Linked DNA regions of Mus musculus: region 1 is linked to region 2. Evidence: chromatin loops called from intact Hi-C (ENCODE). Cell type or tissue: heart. All regions are shown on one strand. Each heading gives the region's core, and the rest is flanking DNA. Links, peaks and the distances in the headings are about the cores only.

What was found. Peaks named below come from ENCODE experiments on the same cell type or tissue, not always from the same donor. Only the 100,000 strongest peaks of a DNase experiment are listed, where the experiment ranks them.
Region 1: a loop joins it to region 2, with 9 times the contacts of the local background. A loop is called at or near these places in 3 of 42 quality-filtered maps.

What each region holds. Positions count from the first base shown.
Region 1 is chr15:89,013,339-89,025,699 of GRCm38, reverse strand. Mov10l1 (Mov10 like RISC complex RNA helicase 1) reads right to left here. Exons shown (of 27, transcript NM_031260.2): 16 at 7,451-7,550; 17 at 5,261-5,439; 18 at 4,390-4,536; 19 at 3,578-3,699; 20 at 1,988-2,087; 21 at 869-1,033. It overlaps Gm23737 (a small nuclear RNA gene), which reads right to left and starts at 6,479; the gene lies at 6,321-6,479. In heart, for the core only: a CTCF peak has its summit at 5,730 (motif pointing right); a DNase peak (open chromatin) is centred at 5,349; H3K4me3 peaks cover 1,383 bases; H3K27ac peaks cover 4,910 bases.
Region 2 is chr15:89,070,081-89,082,441 of GRCm38, reverse strand. It overlaps Trabd (TraB domain containing), which reads right to left and starts at 6,378. Exons shown (of 10, transcript NM_026485.2): 1 at 6,301-6,378; 2 at 1,398-1,462; 3 at 1,011-1,089; 4 at 325-491. The coding sequence starts at 1,427. It overlaps 1810021B22Rik (RIKEN cDNA 1810021B22 gene), which reads left to right and starts at 6,588. Exons shown (of 4, transcript NR_040417.1): 1 at 6,588-6,828; 2 at 8,244-8,369; 3 at 10,724-10,871; 4 at 11,106-11,244. It overlaps Panx2 (pannexin 2), which reads right to left. Exons shown (of 3, transcript NM_001002005.2): 3 at 11,535-12,361. In heart, for the core only: a CTCF peak has its summit at 6,549; DNase peaks (open chromatin) are centred at 4,091, 5,871, 6,481, 8,031 and 3 weaker places; H3K4me3 peaks cover 4,624 bases; H3K27ac peaks cover 4,360 bases.

The sequences.
Region 1 (12,361 bases), core at 2,489-10,488, 58 kb after region 2:
TATAATAGCAATTATACTGGCAAAATGCCTGCTAGCCCCAGGACAGTAATTATATTTTATTCCGAAAAGGAGAACGTGACCCCCTGTGAAGAGTCACACCAGCTAAGAATAGTACAGAGAACAAGGGAAAGACTGGGAAGCCATTTCTTTTTCAACAAAGAAACTTTATGTTTCAAAGTGCACGGGAGATGGGTGAGGATTTATCTCCTATGCCGCACAGTTCTTGGGCATCCTCTCTGACCCAACAGACACCGTGCTGCATGTCATCCTGGCCTACGTGCATTCCGTTCCACCCTTGCAGTGGTCTAGTCTGATGGTTTCCCTGAGCTCTCAACTTAGGGCCAGAAGCTATGCTCAACTACACGAGCACCTTAGAGCAGCAGACTACAGGAAACAGTCTCTCCAGGTCTCAGGGCCAGGCCTTCTCTCCCTTCACATGAAGTTACACGCTATCTCCTGCTTTCCTACATTCATGGAGTAAGGCAGATTTAACTTCTTTTATCCCACTCTCCCAGCATCTGCACCGAAGCTGCCTGGCATCCTCTGATCCAAACGGCAGCCCCTACAGGACAGGAAGAGCAGGTGAAGTGCCCCAGGAGCTGCCTGTAAGTGAGGAAGCCGGGAGTCCTGCTCACCTCCCTGCCCAGATGTCCTGGGTCCCTCTGCTGAGCATGCTTCGTAAAGTGAGGAAAGCAAGGGGCGAGTGGGGGTTTGTGGAGGCCTCCTGTGCAGAGGTCTTATGACTCATGGGCAAGGAGAGGTGGGTGAGAGCAGGGTGGCAGAGGCCCTGCTGGCCTGGCCTCAGCACTGTCTGCCCCAGCAAATCTCTGCTCTTCTGTTTGTGTGACAAGCAGAGTCTGGAACTCACCAACAATGGGTTATATGCACCGCAAGCGCCAAAGGCATTTTCGTCTCTCAGGTACGCTGGTCTGGACATCAGCCTCTCCAACATGGACACATTCAACCCATAGGCCATGGCCAGCCTGGACTTGATGACTGGGCCGAGCTGCATGGGGTCTCCAGCAAGCACGATCTACAGCATATACAAGGATGCTGGATTAGTGGGGAGCAGACGGACAGGCAGGCGTCTCTGAATAGGTTTGGGGTAGGCCTGTGCAGGCGCTGGGGTGGGAGGGCTGTATACTCTGGTTATGTGGAATAAGCAGAGGCAGGGAAAACACAGTAAACACAGCTGGAATGACAATGGCCTAGACACAGAAGTGGGATAGAAAATGACTTGAGACTTAGGCTCCTCCACTAAGCAGTCACTGCCAGTTTTTATCACTCCTAGGAGGCAGAAGTCAAGCTATTTCTCAATGGAGCAAAAGTTTCAGGGATACAGCCTGTTTTCTGGAATTTTCTGCTGTTCCTGACCTTAGGAAACTACCCTTGGCCTTTTTCCCAGAAGGCCTTACACACACCGACACCGTGCTGCCCACTCTCTTTAGTATTCTAATTAGACCAGTCCCTCTTCACTCCGTAGTCCCTCCAAAGAGTACTTGTTTCATTGTGCCTAGTGACTGAAAGGAGGGATGCCAGGTGACCTCTCAGCTGGGGTACAGAGAGAAACATTCTCTAAGATAGTAATCCACGCCACCGTACAAAGTACCAGAGAAGCTCGGATGGGGATCTGCCAGGAACACACAGAGTTGGAGGGGCCGGGGGTCTGAGTGAGAAGCTCTAAGAAGCATAATGGGAAGGACAGTCAGACCCTAGCAAAGCATGAGGCCAGTCCTCTTCTCTCTGCCATGGGGGGGGGGGGACCCCAAACTAGACACTTCAGCTGTTGACTCTGATGTTGTGTCCCCTGTGTCCCTATGGCTACAACTGCTCTTAGCTTCTGCTCACACGTGAGTAAACAGTAACTAGCAGGCTCTTTCTCCCCAGATTCTCAGGGTCCCAGTACTTTCACTTGACCCCTCTAAGGCTGTGACCGTCACCAGGAGAAAACAGTAAGAGAGAAACACACTTAAGACACAGGCCTTACCTGGCCATTGATGTCTGAAATCAGTCCCAAAGGAATAAGGCATTCTGGCTCACTTGCCTGTCCTGCCTCGTCCACAAATACATGTGTGAAGTATCCAACTCTACAGAGAGAAACGTCTCATGGTTAATTCCATCATATTTAGCAACTGCTTCCTAACACATACTGGCAAAGCTCTGTTCCAGGGTGTTCAGATCATAGTGGAGCCCTCCAGGGAAGACAAGACTAAAGGGTACAGGTACCACGTGACCAGGGGTCACAGCCACTGCAGGTGCTAGGACACTCCTATGAATCCCTGTTAGCACTACTGCTCTGGCAGCAGCATGTGTACTGTTTTGAAGGACATGAAGGTCCCGGGACGGTGGGAGGCTGGGTATGAACAAAGCCTGAGAGCCTCCTTGTAGCTTAGAGGTCTGCACTGTATCCCTTGCCTGGCTTAGACCTATACCCTCCCAGTCCAGCAGTCTCTTAGCCACATGCGGCTCTTGAGTACCTTACAGTAGCTGCTCTGATTAAGAAAATGTAGACTGTCTCATTAACGATTTCATACAAAATAAAATGACATTGTGGGGCCAGCAAGATGGATCAGAGTGTAAGGCACCTACCACCAGGCCTGAGGACCTAAATTCCATCCCATGGTGGAAGGAAGGAACCAAGTCCCTCAAGGTGTCTCCTCACCTTTATTTATACTTACTTACGTTCAAAATAAAATGAAAATGTTAAAACGATTATATTCCTACTTTAAAAATAAATAAAATGGGTAACTAAAGAATATGAAATAATCTGCAACCTGTATGTGGCCCTCCCTGCTCAGATGCCTAGAGTCCAAGCCAGAGAAGGAGGCCCCTGTGGGCCTGAGCAGCCATCCTTACAGCTGCAGAGCTGTCTGCCCTAGGATCTCAGAAGTTGGGGCTCACCCTCAGTGGCCCTTGCTCCTCCACTCCTTCCCCTGCCTGCCCTGTGCTGTCTCCTCTGCTTACCAAGCTTGCAGCTTCCCCTGCTCACTTCTAGTGTATTGGTATGAAGCTTCCTCACTTCTTTTCTGCTTCTTTTCTGCTCTTGGGACATGTCCCTGGGGACCTCTTTCTGGTCCTCAGACCCCCACAGTCCCCTGAATCACCAGTGCCATCACTGCTTCATCTTCTTGGCACCTGAGCTGCCCTACCCAGGACTAACTTCACAGAACCCAGCTCTTTCCTACATGGTCTGCCTCCACTGATCCTTTAAGCTATTCGGTCAGTGAACATCTAGCCTTGGGAGTTAGGCCTCTTCTTATAGCTTGTGTCTCCATCATTGTTGCCTGCCAGGCCTCAACTCTGAGGTCTCCTCTGTGTAAGCATGCTCAGGGCTCTCTTACCACATCTTTACATGCTGCCAGCCCACTGCTTGTCCATTCCACTGCTGAGCCCTTGGGTCTCATCAGTAAGCCTGTTTATGCAGAAAAGATGCTCCCATTGCCCTGTCACTCCTACACAATGGCTGACACTTCCCACCACTAATCACTCTCCATCTGGTCAGCTTCTTCTGAGGTAACTGAGGGAGGATGCAAACTGTCTGGGTGACTCTGGTCCTCAAACAACATCTGGTGCTTACCTCACTCCTATTTGGTAAAACAGTCCTGCACTGCTACATGTAGTGATTATTATCCTGAAGCGTGAGGCTCTCCAGATATCTTCTCCATCTCTGCAATACGGTTTGATGGCATCAATAATAGTCTGGGGCAAAGAGGTTCGAGTTAGAAGCACTTCCTTAAAGTGGACAAAAAGCAAGGCTGGGAGGAATTCTACAAAGTAGTCTTGCTCTGTTGCTACTTCTCAGTGATGATGAATCATTCATGATTACTTAAATTAAAATGGTCCACGCTTTACAGACTCTGAGGGCAAGACTACACTACACTACACTCAACTATACTACACTATACTATAATATTATCCTTTACGGCTGCCCAGAAAACAATTCAATGTATTTAATATATTTAATATATTTTAATATACCTAATATATTTTCTAGTCACAACTTCTTTTTTTGAGCAATATTTTATTCAAAAGCAAACTAGGGTCCTATAATTTTCCAAAAGAGACAGCTGTAATCAAATCAGTAAAACAGGACTGAAAAGGAACTGGAATACAGCTGAAGAAATGAATGAAAGCATAGCATCAAAATTTAACAAACTTGGAATGTCCACAAAAGTATTGTTAATTCAGAGAGAGGGTGAGAATTATAATAAAATATTCAAGAATAAGAGCCCACTGTGTAGCTGAGTTGTATCACAATACAGAGCAATTTTTCCATACAACTTTTATGATCATTTGGTGTCTGCCCAGCTATTGCCTCCTGCTCAAACCTGCCCACTTGGTACTCTCCATGGAAGGATTCCCGGTGCCCACTCCATGCCTGGGGCTCACCTCTTCAAATCTGCAGGTGGCATTCACCCGGACCATGGCAGCTGGCTTCAGCACCTTGCTCTCATGAAGTCGCAAACACACAAGGTCAGCAGCACTGTTGGAAGGAGCGCAGACCAAAATCCGACTGTCCGGCAAAGCATAATGTACCTTCATTAAGAAATTAGAGACCAGGAATCTTAGCCATTATTGTCAGAGCGTGGAAACCCTGAAGCTATCTATGTCTAACACACGGACTCCTTGATTGGGATGGAGGGGCAGAGCCAGGTTTGATGATAATCTCTGAGCATCCCTACAATGTCAAAGTGACCACTCCGCCTCACTACCCACAGATGAGACGTGGAAGGTTCCATACCCTCTACCCACACATACACACAGATAAAGAAAGAATGCAGGGCTATCCAAAGCCTTGTATGTGCTATATCCCAGATCCACGACCCATAACCCTCCACACCTCCACAGACACCTCCACAGACAACACCAACATCCCAAGCCCGGCTTGCAGTATAGCACAAAGCACTCATGGTTGCTTGCTGGTCCAGAATGACACCGTAGCACCATAGCCAGGGTTTTCATAGACTTAGTGGCAACTACAGAAGGAGATGCCGACAGCTGCTGCACTGTGGTGGCCTCAGGCCCTGCCCAGGCAGCTTCTGCAGTAAAGCCTCCCAGCAGAGTCAAAGGGTTACTATTCTAGGAAAGAAGCCCTCTTACACTTACAAACTTAAAATCCTAGCACAGAAATAGACAATGTTGTACGCTAAATCTTTCTCAAGTTCTCCACTAACGTCTCTGAAGTTTAAACGGATACTTTTCCAGACACAAGCACTTAAGCACAGCACAGACCCACAGCAACCAGCCCCACCCTCCTCACCTGCAAAACAGCCTCGATTATAGTCACAGTCTTTCCAGTTCCCGGAGGTCCAAAAAGGATATATGGGAGAGGCCGGCAGTCGCCACTCAGGATCCTCCTCACGGCCAGCTTTTGGTTTTCATTGAGCACTGGGTTGAAGAACTCCTTATCTCGTGCTTTTGGGATCTGGATTTCATCCACTGCATTTCAAGTGGAAAGACAGCCTAGTCAGAGGCACAGAGCTTGGCATGACACTTCATGAGATGCCAGAAAGGTCAAACAGAACCTGACCATGTCAACAACTTTCAGTGTGACAGGAGAACACGTTCCAGAAACATCTGACAGTGGTTTTTGAGGCAAAGTCAGGAAAAGTAACTTAGCTTTCTAATAGAGGGAAAGGCATTTATAGCTCCAGCATCACCTAAAATAGTACACACAGGGTGGGTATTTATTTATTTATTTATTTATACACTGTCGCTGTCTTCAGACACACCAGAGGAGGGCATCAGATCTCATTACAGATGGTTGTGAGCCACCATGTGGTTGCTGGGAATTGAACTCAGGACCTCTGGAAGAGCAGCCAGTGCTCTTAACCACTGAGCCATCTCTCCAGCTCCCCCGCCCCCATACAAGGTTTCAAAAACTTTTTTTGCTGGTGATTTAAATTTGTTCTAAAAGACAGCATACAAAACAGAAGCAGTGAGTTTCATGGTAGCACCTTCATGCGCACTTGGTCTTGGCTGACTTTCCCCAGCCCAGTCCCCCCCCACACTTCTGCTGCTCCCCTTCTTCTCCCTCCCTCCCCTCCCCCCACATTCTGCTTTTATGTCACAGGTTTTCTCTAATCGGCTTTTCTTTCTCCCGATGCCCCCTCATCCTTTCTCATAGTTAGTACCCTTTTCTATCTTTATGTCGTATATACCCCCCCCACACACACACACACGTCTAATATTTAAGATTTAAATGTGAGAGACGAGCACTTGGTACTTGGCTTCCCAAGCTTAGGAAACAATCATTTTCATTCTACAATTTTCCTGAAAAGGGCCACAATTTCATTTTCCTTTCTTTTTCTTTTTTGTAAAAGGGGAGAGCGTGAACGCAGTCCTCCACTACCACAGATTATGCAGTTTCCCACATTTGGGGAAATCGCAGGGGTCAGCACATCTGGAGTGCAATGGATAAAACTCACCCTGGGAAAACCATCTTTGTGATCATGGTATCGCCCCTGCCAGGTAAGTATTTTCTCTGGCTTAATACAATTCCACTGTGTATGTGTATTACACTTTATCCATTTGTCTGCTCATGGACATCTGGGCTGGTGCCAACAGGAAGTATGGATCTGCAAATATTTCTTGTATATTGACGTAGATTTCTTGGGGGTAAATATCCAGTAGTATAGCTGGACAATATAGTATTTCCTCTAAGTTTTTTTGAAAAGGATCTATTTTATATGTATGAGTGTTTGCCTGCATGTATGTCTATATACCACATGTATGCAGTGCCTACAGAGGCCAGAAGAAGGTGTCAGATCCACTGGAAGTAAAGTTGCAGATGGTTGTGGGTACTAGGAACTGAACCTGGGTCCTCTGGATAACTGAGCCATCTCTCCAGCCCTACTTTTAGTTTTTACTTTTAAAACTTTGGGGATAGATTAATAGCAGTAAATATGGGTTCTCTATCGGCACTGTTTGCCTGCCTTCTTGATAGTAGCCTCTCTGACTGGGGTGAGATAGAATTTTGAAGAGTTTTAATCTGTATTTTTCTGATGGCTAAGGACATTGAACACCTTTTAAAATGTTTACTTGATATTTGTGTTTGTCAGTTAAAGGTGTTGATGCCCGTCAGGTGTGCTGACCTCTGCCTATAGTTCTTGCTACTGAGGCTATGTGAGGCATCACTTGAGTCCATGAATTTAAGACCAGCCTAGGTGTTTTTGCAAGACTCTGAGTAAAATATACAAAGTATACAACAATGTAAGAGCATACATAACAAGAATACACAACCTTAAGTGTTTTCTAAAGTATCTAATCTAAACCATCAAGACATCCCTCGCTCGGGACCAAGCAGATGAGTCCCCATCCCTCCCTGTGGACAGTGTGCCGGTCACCACTGTCTCACCATCCACAGTGGACTTCTCAAGGCACCTCCTGTCAAATACAGGTTTCTCCACTCTTCTTGTCTGAGCCCATTATACACAAGTACCCAACTCACTAGTCTCTGCAGTGGAGGAAGCCTTCTCTGGCTGGTCCGTGGTACCCACGTGCCTTTCCTCTGTTGTGTGTTTAGTTTGGTCCTTCACTGTTTTCTTGTTCTAGAAATGATCATGAAGAAAGCAGTTACAGCATCAGCTTTGTGTTCAAAAGCTTAAAGAGTAGCATGCACACCTACCAACAACATTCTGCTGTCATATTTAACAATTCTTTGAACAGGTCAAGTCTACCTCTTGAAACATAATTCAAACTCGAGACAGTCAATAAAAACCTGCCCAGAAGTTTATGTTTCTCTCTCAGCTCTTTGAAATATAGAAATGAGTTTTGTCATGACAAAATTGAAACAAAGAGGGTAAGTTTTATTTGATTAATATACATCCCACCTCTTCCGAGACTGGCCTAAGCAGGGAAGGCTGACAACACAGTCTAGAGCTTAGCTCTGGCAGACAACCTTGGGAAGCCCTCTCCCATCAGCACTGAGACCTCTGCTACACAGCATCTCCATACCTTCCTGAGAACACGTAGAACCAGCACTGCCTGTCAATCATGTTCAAAGCCTATGCAAGCACTGGCTTCCCCAGTGTTTTTCCTCATTCCTGTCATATTGGTGCTGTAGAGGACAAGTGGTGTGGCTTTGGTCCACTTGCTAGGCCCTGTAACTGTATTTGTCTGACCACAGTCTAGCAGTCCACTTTACTGTAAGGATGGGTAAGTATTCTTTTTCACAGTTATCTGTGGCCTTTTACACATACACATTATAATATGTATTTCATGTATGTATGAAATCTTTAATCAGATTTTTTAACTTACATGTTAGGATGACTCAGATAAATTGAAAACAATAATAAAATTAGTTGGGATGTCAAGATTGCTTTGAAAGCACAGATTTACAGATTTGTGATGGGAGATAGTTCAGTTGGCAAAATACTTCCCATGTAGGCATGGAAAACTCACATCAAAAGCTAGGCATGTTGACAAAACAATAAAACCAAACAATAACAACTACCAAATGGGCTGCAGAGAGGCAACTGTGTTAGAATTGTCTCAAAGGAGTCCTAAAACCTGAGTCAGCAAGCTAAAGACCAGGAGGGGAGACAGACGGACGGGATGATGCTCTAGACCAAGGCTAAGGAATGCGGACCAGGAGGCTTGCTGCTACAGATGCGAGTTTCAGCAAGATGGCTGCTTGTCTCAAGCAAGGTGCAAGAACAGCCATGTTCCAGTTTGAGTCTGATGGCAGAAGAACCCCTTTACTACAGAAGATGGGGGGGCTGGGAAGTTGGAGGGCCTGTCAGCCTGCTTATCTGTTCAGGCTTCATCTGACTGGCTGCCATCTGCCCAGCAGGGAGGGCGGTCTGCTTTATCAACTTACAAATGTCAGTCTTACCCACAAGATGAGATACACCCAGAATAAGGTTCACAGAGCTTCTGGGCACTCTTTGGCCCAGTTAAGGTAACATGTAAAATTAATTATCACAAGAATATGCCCTTGCCCTCTGGACAGTGCTATGGACTCAAGAGTCACATTTACCATTCTTGATATTTGTATTTGTATTCTGTCCCCAATCCAGCTTATGGTTTAGCATTTTATCCATCTTTTCAAGACACCTTGGGATTTTTATAATCTTGTTGTGTAGCCTGGGCTAAGGTTACAGTTATGCACACCACACATGGTCCCAGTAAGCTCCTGTACACTTTCTCTCGGCTCCTCCTTTTCTGAGATGCAAATAACAAGCACATGAGGCCATCTGAAGCTATTCTGAGTCTGTGCATGTCACTCATTTCAGAAAGAGAACTTAGTGTTTCTAACATTCTTAAGTAACGATTAAATTTATAAACTGAGAGCCAAACACACACACACACACACACACACACACACACACACACACACACACAGTGATTAAGAAGTCGAGAAGCCGGGCGTGGTGGCACACGCCTTTAATCCCAGCACTTGGGGGCAGGGGCAGGCGGATTTCTGAGTTCCGAGGCCAGCCCGGTCTACAGAGTGAGTTCCAGGACAGCCAGGGCTACACAGAGAAATCCTGTCTCAAAGAAAAAAAAAAAAAAAAAAAAAAAAAAGAAGAAGCCGAGAGTATGAAAAGACCTAGAAGCAGTTACTGCTTCCTCCCCCAGCACGCCTGTGTCCCATCAACCTTTGCAAAGGCAAGCCCTTGGCTACCGGCCTCAGGACATCTATGTAACATGTATGTTACCAGCTCTGATGCTTCTTCCCTTTGTCTACATCCTTAAGACACACATCGCACCGACTAGACTTCTGTTGTTCCTGTCTTCCTTCCAGTGTTCTGTCAGGACTTAGGGTTTTATATGGCTGTCACTGTTGTTCTATAGTCACGGCTACCCGTGTGGTCACTTGTCTTTTCATGTGCCACTTTTTACTTTCTGGGAGTAACTGGCCTCTGATTTTTATTTCCTTGACTTCAACACTTGAAGCCCAGCCATCCAGCACAGTGGCACAAGCCTAGAATTTTGATATCCAGGAGGCCGAAGCAGGATGACTGCTTTGTTTTTCAAGACAGGCTGTCAGGCCAGTCCAGCCTCAGACTCACTGTGTGACTGACAACCTGATACAAATCAACAGCCTGGAACTTTTAAGGCTTGCTCTTGCCTGCCCGCCGCCCGTCAGTCTATGAGCACAGTCCTGAGACCATAGCTAGGCTCTCTGGTTGCAGTACTGAGTCAACACTGGGAGGTGTTGCCTTCCAGCCTTGGCCATCTTCTCATAAGCTTACAGACAGAGTAGAAACTTCAGGGAACTCTGTCAGTGCTGGGAGTCTGCTGTCACCTGCTCTCTCCTCAGCACGCTGTCTCCTCAGCTCAAGTGGCTCTCTCCTGGGTTGTTCTCTGCTCTCTAAGTGCTATGTTATACACAGCCCTGTCCACCTCACTTGCTTTCTCTTGCTCAAGAGCAAGTCTTAGTATAGCTGATACCCAATGTCTCAAACTGCTGCTTTATTTATTTTGTAGGAGGTTTTGGAGAGAGTGTTGGGGCCTGAACTCCAGGCCTCCAGTATGCTAGGTCTATCTTCCACTGGAATTATATTTCTAATCCTTTTTTTAAAAAATTTTCATATACTTTCATCTTTAAAAAAATATTTATTTTTATATAAACATTTTACCTCCACGTATGCCTGTGTACCACAGAGTGTATAGTACACGTGGAGGCCTGAAGAGGGAGTCTGCTTTGCTGGAACTGAAACTACAGACAGTTGTTAGCCGCTATGTGGGTGCTGGGAGTCCAACCTGGGTCTTTGGGAAGATGATCTTAGCTCCTGAGCGGTCTCTCCAGCCCCTGTAGGACCATCTTGGTTGACTGACCAATGGCATGCTAGGATTGACTTGAAACTTGGCTAGAAATAGTACTGTGCACTTCTGAGCGCAGCACTCAGCCAGCCAGGAAGCTCACTAAGGAGCTGGAGCTTCTATCCACCCGCCCTACTATCCCTTTCCTCCCGCCCCGTCCCCTTCTCAGGAATCAGGCAACAGAACGAAGCAGGAGCAGGGTGACGAAGGACTCTGAGGCTTACGGATCAAAGTTATCTGTGCTCAATGAACACTTCTATTTTCAGATCAGAATAAAAAGTCTAGAAGGGAATACATTGCTGATGATTTTTAATGGATAACATTTAAAATTTTTCATTTATAGTGTGTCTATGACTGAGTAGTCATCCTGTAACTGTTGTTCTCGATCTGTCTTTTTCTGTCAACTCACTCACTCTGTGTGTGTTGTGTATATATGAATGTGTGTACATGTTTGCATGAGTGTCAATGTGCACATGCCATTGTTGACAATATGTAGGTCAGAGGACAGTCTTGGGTGTCATTCCCCATGGTACACCTTGAGACAGGGCTGCTTTATTGTTCACTGCTGTGGACTACAGGCTGGCTGGCCTCCAAGTGTCCAGGGAGTCTCCTGATACTACTCTCACTGTGTAGGAGTGCTGGAGGACAGTGCACCCCTGTCTAAGGTTTGAACTCAAGTCCTCACTGTTGACCAGCAGTGCTTTACCCACGGAGCCATCATCTCCCTTGGCCTTGCTTCTAAGTGACTGTGTTTAATGCTTGCAGTAAGTGTTGTCATCAGCTTTGTCAGAGTTCATTTTCTGTTAACAGTAGTCAATGATGACTACAGACACTCATAACTGGTCAGAGTGCTGAGAATAAATGAATGTCTGCCCTGTGCAATGTCCAGCCATACATGGGACATCTGTGTCATCACCTCCAAGGCAGTGTCACAGAATACGGAGCAGGAAGGATGTAAGAGCCAGAGGAAAGTGTGACCCCCACGTGGACTCCATTTCTGGCACGAGAAGACATTGCGCTTCCCAGGTCAAAGCAGTTGTGGTACCTGAATAGGACTAGCTGGACAGACTCCACTCCCAGATGATTTGTGCACAGCTAATGGCTGAGGGGAGAGGGAGAGGGAGAGGGAGAGGGAGAGGGAGAGGGAGAGGGAGAGGGAGAGGGAGAGGGAGAGGGAGAGGGAGAGGGAGAGGGAGAGGGAGAGGGAGAGGGAGTTATGTTTTCTTCAGTGGTATAGCAACTGGTAAGATGCTCACACTACTGTGAGTAGACTCTCAATCATGATCCTGTAAGCAACCCTAACAAAAGGTATGGAAGTAGAGGGGATTAACTGGGAAAAGGATAAAGGAGGAGGAGAGGACAGGGTGAGCAATGAGGTATGATTGTGCTCAGAATCTATTATGTATATGTATTAGAGTGCCATGATGAAATCCATTAATATGTATAACTAACACTTATGCTAAAACACTTCACAATAAATCAATTAGAGATTCCAAGCAACAAGAATCCTAACTCTTGCATTCTATACTTATAGAATAGTAAAAGTTTCTAAACACTATATGTAATTTGAAGTTGTATATTATTACACACT
Region 2 (12,361 bases), core at 1,686-9,685:
CAAGTTGTGAAGCAGGAAGCACCGCTTAATCATCCCTGGGGGACTCCAGAGCTAGGAATGCCTGCTCAACATTTCTTGCCTGGTTGCCCTGGCCTGTGTCCCTGGAGTACAGACTGGCAGAAGCATAGCAAATGAAAGGACACAGTGCTTAGGCTGGAGAGATGGCTCAGTGGGTGAGAGCACACTGGCTGCTCTTCCAGAGGTCCTGAGTTCAAATCCCAGCAACCACATGGTGGCTCACAACCACCTGTAATGAGATCTGGTGCATATATGCAGGCAGAATAATAAATCTTCAAAAAAAGGGAGGGGGTACACAGTGCTTACCTTTACTACATCTCTCTTGCTATCATCACTGAAGTGAGCAGTGCCCACCACATACACCCTGCTCCCATCCTCGGCCACTAGCTGGGTCACTGTACGTGGAAGGTTGGGGCGTTCACGCCGTCGTTTCAGTTTCATCTCCAGGAGCAAGTTGAAGGCATCCACATCAGCTGCAACGACAGCCAAAGCCAAGCCACAGTGTGAGAGGCTTGATGCCCCTGTGTGAGGGGCCTAATGCCCCCGTGTGAGGGGCCAGGGCCCTGCTGCCTATGCACTAGTGACAGACCCTTTCCAGTTAGGTGAGGACTGAGTCCCAGTGGACCCAATCTCTGGCAGGCAGTGCATTCCACACAATTGCAGATGACAGGACAAGCCACCTGATTACATCTGTGAACGGAGTACTGTCTGAGGGGCCTCAGCCGGAGCTTTCTCATCACCCTCAACTAGACCCAAACTGTCCTAGTGGAGGGCGGAGGGTGGAGACCAGGGGGTGACTAGTGTCCCTGGGAGTGTCTGTCAGGTATATGGCCAGACGTGGGCTCAAGCCGAGGCTCTGTGCAGATGTAAGTTGTACTAAGGGGTTCCTGCTGCCTTTACCCCCTCCCCACAGCTGGTCAGGCCATTGCCAGTCCCACCCCCTCCCTGGGGCCCAGTACTGCGGCTATACCAAGTCCTGAAGGGAAACATACAGATGTTCTGAGGGTCTCCAGCAAGCACCCTTGGCACTGCTTCTGAGGTGCCTGCTGTTACCACAGGTTCCACGTCAGCCTGCAGAGGGAGAGCTCAAGTAAGTGTTCAAGCACTCGCCTGCGGCCTCACCCCACAGGTCAGGCACACTCCAGCCTGTTGTACCTCCTTAGCAAGCTCAAGAGTCCGTTTGCCTCAGGGCTTTCCCATGGAGGTAGTTCTTGCTGGACTATAAAATATCCTAGTTACTAAGTTAAGTATATGCAGAGAAGCAGTTAAAGGGACCCACCCTGGGACCCTCTCCTCCTGTGTGCAGTAGCAGATGTTGCTGGGTTGGGACAAAGGTTGTTTAGGAAGATGTTCGTTCCAACACCCTCAGCTCCCCTTACCTCTTGAGCTGGCTTCTCCTCTCCCTCCATGGCTGGACAGCAGCTTCCTGATTGATGTAGGATGCCTGGGGACACAGACACAGTCCTTACCTGGGGTCACAGGGCCAGGATCAGGGATTACTGTGACAACAGGACTGAGCCAGTCTTGACCCTTACAACAGGACCTCAGCATTCCTGTCCCAGTATCATTGGCTGCCTCCTAGTATGTATGTGCTATTTGAGGTCTAGGGTCCTTTTGGAATGTGCCTGACTGGTGAGGGGCCAGCAGTATCCTTGAGCAACCTACAGATGACTATGTGTAGAAGTCGTCTCTGGCACACAGGGGCTTTGGCCCACAACAGGTGCAAACACAGTGAAGCTAGCCTACATCTTTCTGAGGAGTTGTACTAACTCCTCTGGGGTGGTAGGACACAGTGCTGTGGCTGCTATCCCCATGGTAAGAAGCCACTTCAAGGAAGCTCTCCATTTTTTTTTTTTTTTTATAATGATGGCCACAACCATTTGGCTACCAGCCAGATGGAAGAAGGCTAAGCAAGACAACAGTTAGCATCTTGAGAAGTCAAGACAGTTTTTCTAGTTTAAAAGACAAAGAAGCCTAACATGGAAGAAAGTGTAGTAGAAACTTAACAAGGGGTGGTATCCTGGTGACAAGGGTGGTACCCTGGTGACAAACCAGTTCATAGAGTTGTGGATCTTTACTGTGTTACTGGGAGGCCCAGGGTTGGGGGCCAAGAGTCCCAGATGGTGCAGAGGGAAGAGTGCCACACTGACCAAAAGGGACAAAGGCAGTTTCAGACTACAGTACAGCAAGGTTAACAGACTTCATATCTGCCAATGAGACACTGCCTACCTGGCAGCCACACACACACACACACACACACACACACACACACACACACGCGCGCGCGCGCGCACGCACTCCCATAGTCATACATGTGTGTCTGTGCACATGTGCTTGGGTTCCTGTGACGGCCACAAAGGGCAGATTACCCTGGAGCTGGAGCCACAAGTGGTTGCAAGGCATCTGATATAAGTGTTGGAAACTGAACTTAGGTCCTCTGCAAGGACAGCACCATCATCTCTCCAGCTTCCCTAAACTACACAGTCTTAGCAACATGTCCAGGCATTGGTGCCATGCTAGTGGGTTTCATGAATTATAGAAGCTATCTCCTCAAGCAAAATAAAACAAACCATCAGTCATCATGTACAGGTCACTTACAAACAATGAAAGATTTGTTTTATATATGTTGCTTTAACAAAGGTGTGTGTGTATGTGTGCCGCAATTGTGTAATTATCATACATCCCACAGGGGCTAAGCAGTCAGGACAGGAACACTCAGCAGATACAATGGTCCAGGCTAAAGAAAGCTCTTTAAAAATGACAAGTCTGCTGGAAAAATCTGGCCCCTGGGCATAGTAATTTTTAAAAAAAGATTATATTACCAAACATGTATATTTGTGTGTCTGTGTGTGGCTCGTGCCCACAGGGGAGAGATGCCCTGGGGGCAAAGTTGCAGGTGGTTGTACACCAACAGGGATCAAACACCAGTTCTTCTAAAAGCAGTACCCGTGGGGCATGGTGGCGCACGCCTTTGATCCTAGTACTCAGGAGGCAGAGGCAGGTGGATCTCTGAGTCTGAGGCCAGGCTGGTCCACAGAGTGAGTTCCAGGATACCTAGGGCTATACAGAGAAACTGTGTCCTGAAAATTTAAAAAAAAAAAAAAAAAAAAAAAGACCTCTAGGTTTTATAATGTTAAGAAATTAGAATATTTTCGTTTTCCTTTGGCTACAGCAAGAAAGGATGATTCTGTTTTCATGTGTACTGAGGGACATGTGTTCTGGAAAGAACTGTGTCAGAATGGGGGTGTGGTAGGATGACAGTGGTACCCACCACTTCTGTCTGCATACTTGTTACAGCTTCCAGGCTCCTGCCTGCCCTGGCTTTCTCTGGTCCTGCTGTATGTGACTTAGGCGTCTTTCTGGGTATACTCAAACCTCTAATGTGTGTCCAGTATGAAAATGGGGCCAAGCCTAAGCACTATCAGTCTTCTACAAGAAGAACTGTGGTAGGGCAGAGGGTGGCAGAGACCCTGAGACAGCCTCAGAAACCTTATGTTCCTGGCCTAAGGCTGGCTGTCTTTACAGAGGCAAGCAGAGCTTACTTACCATACTGCTCCAGCCTGGGGGCCCCCTCCTCCCTAGTCTGGAACCTGTCCTAAAACACAGCCTGGACATTTTATATAAAGGTCAGCACATCTGGGAACTGCCGTGGCTGGCTCAGAGCCTGTGCATAGCCAAGTCAACAGTAAACACCCTGGCATCTGTGCCTGGAGCTTCACCCTTCACCTTTCATTAACAGAATTAAGTGCTTCAAAGAAACAGGAACAAGGAAGTGTGGGGGGAGGGCTCTGAAGAACCTGCCTTCCAGGACAGTGTTAGGGACCGTCCCTTCCACACCATGGAACCCCATTCAGGGGCAGGGAGGGTAACCCAAACAGCGACTAACAGTGAAAAAGGAGAGGATAACCCTTGGTCTGGCTAAAGACACGGAAGCAAACCAGTATTACTAACAGCAGCACCAGGCCGCAGAGCATGAGATGAAAACTTAAAACATCCTGTATAAGTGGGCGGGCCAACCAGAGGCTGTAGCAAAGCCAGCAAATGGGAAAGAACCACGTCGGCCATGCCTGCCCTGCCCTTTAAGAGGTGGGGCTGCCCCAGGTTTGCAGTTGGCTTGGTAGATCTACCCTTCAAAGCTCATCCAGGGTGCCTCTGAGCCTTCGAGGGGTATGGAGGCTACCAGAGTTGGAACATTGGCTCCAGATAGCCTTGGAGAGACTCCCTGGCTGGCCCATAGCAGGACTAGTTTCACCTCTGGTTATATGGCAGGTGGAGGGGTCCACAGGCTGGTCAGGAGACAAGCCCTGAGCCCTTGAATCATCAGACACACTCGATACAACCCATCATCTAGAGCAGGGCCAGCTGGGAGGGGTGGTCAGGCAAGAAGGCTACTGACAGCCTCTCCCCACTCCTTAAGCCAGAAGTCTGTGATTCTGGGTACCCGGCACTATCAAATCTACACATTTTCTGATCCTTTGGCTTCCTGCCTGTCAGATGTACCTCCTCACCCTGATCGTTATTCCTGGCTGAGCAACTGAGGTAGCCCTCCACTTCCATACTCACCTAAGCACCCAGCCACTGTACCTCCACAACATTTGTCATGCATCCTTCTCAGACATAGTCACGCCGTAAGAAGTATCTTCCTACTGCCCAACCTCCCCAGGGACCAAATCTCTTCATAAATCCCCAGTCAGTTAGCAGACAGTTTCCAGACCCATTCCCAGCCAAGACCACACTGTAAACCTTCATAGCATAAAGTCAGAGAGCTAGGATTTCTGTCAAAGAGGCCTCAACCAGCATTTCCTAACAAGCAGGGCCGTGTCAACCAGCATCCCCGAATGAGCAGGACTGTAGGGATACTTTTCCAGGCCTGCTACCAACCAGGCTCGATGCTTCCATATGCTAAACAACAGAACTTTTAGCATCTGCTAAATTTCTAGGGGAACTAGCCTCTGAAAATTTCCAGTAGTCTGCAGTTTTAAGAGGGAAGGGTTGGCTCAAAGAGCAGAAAAGGCCCACTCATGTCAGGGCCCACAAGGAGGTATGGCCCTGGCATACTAGGTCCAAGTAACTGGAGCCACGTCAGTCAAGCTCCCCACCTGCCCAGCCCCACAGCCGTCTCTCTTCTGGATCTATCCATACTAAGTGTGTTTTACCCAAATCCATACACCGAAAATATGAGGCTCAAAATAATTACATCAACATGCAGAGGTTTTAAGAGACGACTGAACTCAAGTGAAGCCATAAGGCAGGACCCACGATGGGATTGGTGTCCTTGTAAGAGACACTAAACAGCTATGAGGACACAACGAGAAAGGGCGACAGGACAGGCAGAGCCTTCATCAGTCACCCGAAAGACTAGCATTAGACCTAGGATTGCCAACCTTTAAAGCTATACTAAGAGGAATAAACGTTTAAATTTCTCAATCCACAAAACCCTGTTACCACCCTGATCTGACACACCCATCAAGCTTTTCAATCTCTTAAAACAAAACTGTTTCTCGGATGGCAGCTTGTTTCTCGGATGGCAGCTTGCTCCCCACCGCTGGTCCAAAGCTGACCGCGATCAACTGGAAAAACTAGACAAGCCTTCACTGTCTACTCAGAAAACCAAGACAGCAAGAAATGACAGGGTGTGCAAAAGCCCTGGCCTCCTCTGGTCTGTCTCTGGGAGCCCAGCCACTGCAGGACCCGGGAAAACCTGCTCAGGCAGGACATATTTTACCTAAGTGTGGCAGAGCTGAGGGCCGGAAGAGGAAACAAACCCGAGGTGAAGAAGCCTGGCCAGCTCTCCCGGGGACCTGGTTTCTGTCCACCTGGAGATGCCCCGGAGGAGCCTGCAGGCTCCCGGCTAGCAGTCCACTGTGCCAGAGCCCTGCTGGCATCCTGCCCCCAGTACCACGGCCACCGCAAGATGAGTCTTCCTAGGGCGACAAGACAGACAAGGAGGCCCAGGGACAGCTGCGTCGCACAAGACCAGCGGACCTCCAGCCCCTCCGCTTGGGGAGCACGAAAGCTTGGAGACTGTCCCCACTTCTAAAGAAGCTCTTGACGTCCCAAAGCCAGCGAGGGCGCTTCTGAGCCTCCGGGGTCCTCTCGGGGACTCCCGAGCCCAGGAGCAGAGCCCAGGAGCATCTACACCGTCCTGGGTCAGCCCGACCCGGTGAGCTCCGGATACCCTGGTCTTCGCAGTCCCCACCTGCAGCCCGCGCCCTCCCGCCCGCGCCGTCGAGGCGCGAGGAGCCCCGGCCCGCCCGCCCGCCCGGTCAGGCCACGGCGTACCGAGAGAGGCGGCGGCGCTCCTCAGCCGGCCTCCATGCGCGCGTCGCCGGGCTGACGGGCTGGGCCGGGGCGGGGCGGGGCGGCCGGACGGGCCGGACGGGCCGAGGGTGCGGGCCGCGCAGCATGCCGGGAAACACCTCCCAGGGCCGCGCGCGCGAGGCCCCGCCCCCGCCGGGGTCTAAGCGCAGGGCTCCGCCTCCCGGCCCGACGCCCCCAGGTCCTAGAGCGCAACTCCAGTTCACCGCGGGGTGCTGGGCCCCCCACAGGCGAGTCTGTGTGACGGGGCTGCGTTCTTGAAGCGTCCGTCCGCACCACGGCCTGGAGTCTAGGGAGCCGTCAGCGCACTGGACCGGGACAGAAGCTAGGGATCATACGAGGCGCCCTTCTGGTTTCCTTGGAGAATCGCATGCCAAGTGGAGAGGCTCAAGGGCAGAACTAAAGGGACAAAAGCTGGCCCAGTCAGCCCCAGGCCATCAGGACTTCCTACGTGTTCAGCTGCTTGTGACTGAGAGCCCGGAGACTGCGGAGGTCTCAGGGTGGGCGGGGCCCCAGTGACAGCAAGTGCCCAGTATCTTAACGCAGGCTTCAAACTCACCAGTCTCCTAGGGCACCTTAAAGGGTAGGGCAGGGAGAGAGGCCACTTGGCCCACTCAGGCCAGGTCTCCGGGCTGCAGGTCCTCCTGATCAGGGTTGATGAGTGGATGAGAGGAGCCGGGTGAGCCCATAATGGACACGTCTCCATTTGAGTACCCCAAGATAGGCTCCTGTGAGAGCCAGGCAGTGACGACCTGGAGCAGGCCCTGGCACGGGCCCTCCAAAGGGGAAGTAATCTCTGCCTAGTTCCCAGCTGCCCCATCCAGCCCTTTCAGGTTCCAAAGGGTTACAACTCTGGCCCTGATTTTTGGAGACCCTGCCTTGACATTGTACCTGTGAATGGCCCTCCTGGAAGTCGGCCACTTTGAGGAAGAGAATTCTTCCTGCACCAGGCAGAATTCCCTCCAGCAGTCTGTTACACAAGAGGCCCGCATGGAGACTACTGACAGGTATTTCCTGCCAGCATCTTCTTACAGCTTCCTGGTCTCCCGGAGGGCCTGGCCTCAAGGGGACCTCTGCCTTCTTTGCTCCTTAGTGAAGCACCATTCATCCCCCCCCCCCCTTGTCCACTACTTTGATGTCTGTGTTCTGTGGCCTCTTCAGGCCTCCTCAGCCCCATTCATTCTGCTTAACAGAAGACAGGGGTGGGCTTAGAGCTGAGACTGCCAGGCCCACTCTACCCGTTCACAAAGCACAATGAGGCTCCTCTCTGAGTACCCGTACTGTTTGGTTGAAAACCCCACTGATAGGCTAGTGTCAGGAAGGGGCCTGGGTTCTAGCCCTGGTTGGCTGGCAGTGTTCTCCCTGAGCCTGTCCTTTTTCTGTGGGCAGACCATGGTGCCACCTTTCCTGCTTGCCTGTCTAGGGGAGTGGTTCTCAGCCTTTCCAATGTTGCGGTCCTTTAATAGCTCCTCATGCTGTGGTGACCCCCCAGCCATAAAATTCTTTCGTTGCTGCCTCTTAACTGTAATTCTGCTATGGCTATGAATCATAATATCTCATGGGCAGGATATCTGATACGAGATATCCCATAGGTCGAAGAGTGCTGGACTAGGGGCAAAGGATGGCATGACATTTTTCATTAGATGCTGACCCTGAAGTGCCAGAATTCTATTTTGGCTAAGTGGCTGCTGGGGATGAAAACCAGAGCTGCCCTATAACCTGCTGGTGTCTATGGGAGCCAGAAATAGGAACCGGTGTCTGGAGGACATGCCCAGCCAGGCTGCCGGGGAAACCACGGCAGGTTTCAGCTGGGAGAGACCAGGCCCCCCTTACATCTTAGGCTTTGCTTTGGAGGAAAAAAAAAAAAAAAAAAAAGCATGGCCAGCTTGAGTTCTGCTTTCTAACAGCCATTCCCCAGCCTGCGTTGCTCAAGCAGGTTCTGTGGCGCCACAGGATGAGTGGGTGACGTATCAGAGTCGGCAGATGGAGTGCACCTTGGTTTAGCAGAGCAGCTGCTGGAGGGGCTTTTTGAGGTGAGCCATGCAGGGAGTCAATGCATGTCAGGCTTGCAGGGAAAGGCTTCAACATGGCCAGAGGAGCCCAGAGTCCTTAGAAAGAGAAAGGAGCTATCTGAAGCTATTGGGAGTAAATAGAGGGGACTAGGTTCCTAGTCAGGGGTGTGGCAAGGAGAGGCCAGGTTTGAGAACAGCAAAGACCATCATGAAGGTCCCACAGAAGTAGAGCCCCAAGTTGGCAAGCCTTGTCTGACCCCAGGGATCGGAAGGATACAGGTCCCTGGCCATCTGTGTCCAGGAAGGGGACTAGCTCATAGAGCCCTGGGAGCAGAGGACACTTCCGAGGAGTAAGATGACATTTAGGCCCAGTACCCACCATGTTGCCTGCTTCTTCAGGACACGACTTGAGCCCCTTCCCCAGAAGCAGCCCCTTGCAGGTCAACTCCACAGGGCAATACAGCCCCAACCCCTCCCACACAGCACTCTTCTGAGAGGTCCCTCTAGGTTTTATCCAAGAACAGAGGTGAGAAGTGGCTGCTTTATTGGCTTCAGTTCTCCCAAAGAGCCAGCCCCTTGGATCCAGTGCGCCCAGCCTTTCCCATGTCTACTGCGGCTCTGCATAAGCTCCGGGGCAACACACGCACACAGCCACTGTCTGGATAGTCTACGGTCAGTGGCACTTGGGAAACAGGACCTATGAAGAAAGTATTGCATCTGGCCTTGGTACCATGCAGACCAGTGGTTCCCTAGGGTCTGAGTGTCTCCCCCTCTGAGCCAAGTCCCAGGGTGTTCAGGCTGAGCTCAAATGGTGGGGAGTGGGTACAAAGCATGCAAGAAGGAAGATTATGTACCACGCGTAGGAAGCAGATGGATATGTGAACAGGGAGAGCCAGGGAGCAGGGAAGAGGCCAGCACCCCGAGGTTTCTGGGTTACTTTAGCTGGCATGCCTGCTCATCATCACGTAGGGGCCAATTTGTGGTCATAGGCCATCGGACCAGGGATTGTCTTCTCTAGGGGAACGAGCAGCCTCGAGGCAGCCAACTTTTCTCCCAGGGTTCCTATGGGTCTCAGAAGTCCCTTCCTAGAACGTGTGGGAATACTGAATTCGGCCTGGAATGCCATCAGTTTGGAGAACAACATGCCTTTTCTGTACTGAATTATTTGGGATTTTGGTTTGACTTTGAGATGGTCCTGTAGCCCTGGCTAGACTGGATCTAGTTATGTAGACAAGGCTGGTCTCAAACTTGGATAGTTGTCTGCCTCTGCATCCCTAGTGTTAGGATTAAATACTGTGCTGTCCTATCTGGCTATTTGCTGATTTCTGATCCTCTGACCTGGAGCTTTGGCTGGCTCTGGACAGGTGTTCTTCTTCTAAGGCAGGCTGCTCCGTAGAGCTGGCAGGTGACATTATGTACGGTGCCCATCACCTCCCCTTCCCCACACTCTGTCTCATTTTCTACCTACCTCAGTCACTCCAAGGTGGAAACTAGGGCACAGATGTGAGTCCAACACCCATATTGGATGCTTCTCTGCCCTCACCTGCCTGACCCGTTCCTCCCCATGAAGCCCAAAGCTTTGTTTCCCCCTTACTCCCTCTGCCGGTGCTCCCCCTGGTGCTCATCCTGGTGCTCCCCCAGTGTGGCCCTGGGTGATGTGGGGTGTCTCCTCTATTTTCTGTGAACAATAAATGCCTTTCTATGGCAGGAATCTGAGCTGGAGGTGTAACTCAGGGAAGGAACACCTGCCTAGCATATGCAAATTTCCTGAGACTTGCCCCCAGCAGCTCCCAGCAGCCCCCAACGAATGATAAGATACTTTAAACAGTTAAGAGAACCTGAACCTAGTCTCTGCATGGTCAGCACGTGCAGCCTGACTGTGGTGGCAGCTGTGGTAGTGGAGGACATGGAAGCATTTTGTCCTAACCACCTCAGGGTTGTACCATAGCTGGCTAAGGAGCTTTCAGGGGGCACAAGCCAGGCAGAGGTGGCTGCTCTGATCTCAGCCAAGCCTCTCCATTTTGATATACAGCCTATGCCCTCGAATGTCTTTGAATTCCTGGCCTAGCTTCCTCGGCCACCTGTCTTCAAGGTCTCGGTCTCTCTCTCTCTCTCTCTCTCTCTCTCTCTCTCTCTCTCTCTCTCTCTCTCTCTCTCTCTTTCTCTCTCCCTCCTCTTTTTGGTTTTTTGAGACAGGGTTTCTCTGTGTAGCCCTGGCTGTCCTGGAACTCACTCTGTAGACCAGGCTGGCCTCCAACTCAGAAATTCGCCTGCCTCTGCTTCCTAAGTGCTGGGATTAAAGGTGTGCGCCACCACGCCCGGCCCTCAAGGTGTCTCTTATTCAGTCTCACAGGTTCACTTGTCCCGGCTTGCAGGAATGTAGCCCCATCGGGCCAGGTTCGTTTCACTGAGCCCTGGGTCTGAGGGCGAAGCCCTGCTGTGGACCTTCTGATGAACATAAATGCATCCTGACCACAACCAGCCAAGAGCCCTCCCTGGATCCTGCCAGCTCTGTGGTCCCTGGTAATAAACCTAATAGAGTCTCAGGCCATGCTATTTATGTGGTGGCTTGAAGAAGAATGGCCCCCATACACCACATATTTGAATGTTCGGTTTCCACCAAACAACCAAAGTTGGTGGACTGTTGAGGGAGGATCAGGAGGTGCGGCCTTGCTGGAGGAGGTGTGTCACTGGGGTGGCCTTTGAGGTTCCAGAAGCCCATGACAGACCTAGTCTCTCTCTGCCTCTTGCCTGCAGATGAAGATGTAGCTCTCAGCCCTGATGATGCAGCTCCCGTGCCCTGCCTGCCTGCCTGCCGCTCAACTCCCTATCATACTGTTCATAGACTTACCCTCTGAAACTACAGCCAATCCTCCAATTAAATGTTTTCTTCTTTAAGTTGTCATGGTGTCTCTTCACAGCAACGGAACAGTAACTAAAAGACTGTGCCCCCCACTCCCGAGTGCTCTCTGGCTACTCCATCTTCCCACAGCCCCACAATCCAGTACTCCACGGTCCCCCTCCTCACACTTCCGGATGGAGGCCCGATGTTCTTGCATCTTGGACTGCCTGGCCCTGTCCACTGTTTTCCCAGTGCCCTCAAGAGATGCCCCAGGCGTTGATGGTTATTGCAGGCTGGGCACGAACCAACCGCCAGCACAGGGAGGCAGGGCCTCAAGGCACAGGGAGTTATCAGAATAGTATTTATTGATATGCTCAGTGCTACCTTGTTAATACTTCGTCACGTGGCGCGTGGCTGAGGTAATAGGGGCGGGGCCAGTGGGGCCTGGACTCCCACGGGAAGCGGTCCAGCCAGCAGCTGGGGACCCGGGGGAAGGGGGTGTGGTTATTGCGTTGTATTCTTTCCCTCGTCTGCACCCTGGCCTACGCCTGCTCTCGCCCACTGCTCACATGGGTGCCGCTCGCTCGCTCGCTCGCTCGTTCGTTCGCTCGCACACTCACACATACTCAGGCTCACTCACAACACATTTGCCCCCTGCTTGTTCGCGAGCTTACTTGCACACGGGCACTGCACCTCTCTGGCAAACTCAATCACTCAGGCAGGTGCTTGTACCCACACCTGCTCACTTGGCACTTTTTACATCCGCCTCTGCTCAGGCCACTCACACACATCATCCTCTGGTTTAAATGCACCCTCATTCTCCTGATGATAAATAAGCTCAGCACTTACAGTAATCATAGGAAAAATAAAGTGTGTGTCAGGCTACGCGGAGAAAGTGCATGTTGATTCGGACCTGGGGCAGCCCTCGGTTCCCCCCCGCCCCCAAGGCATCAGGTCCCTTAAGTGAGTGACCCCTGGGGGTCTGTCCTGAGGCCAGTGCCACCTTCCCCAGCACCTTCCTCACTTCCCCTAGGCTGGGCCCAACTGGGTATGCTGAGTTGTGTCAGCCCACAACCAAACCCACTAAAAAAAATAAACTTTTCTTCATCTTTCAGCCCAGCAGCACACTGTGGAGGCGCCTGGTGCTGGGGTGGGCACCCTATCCCACCTT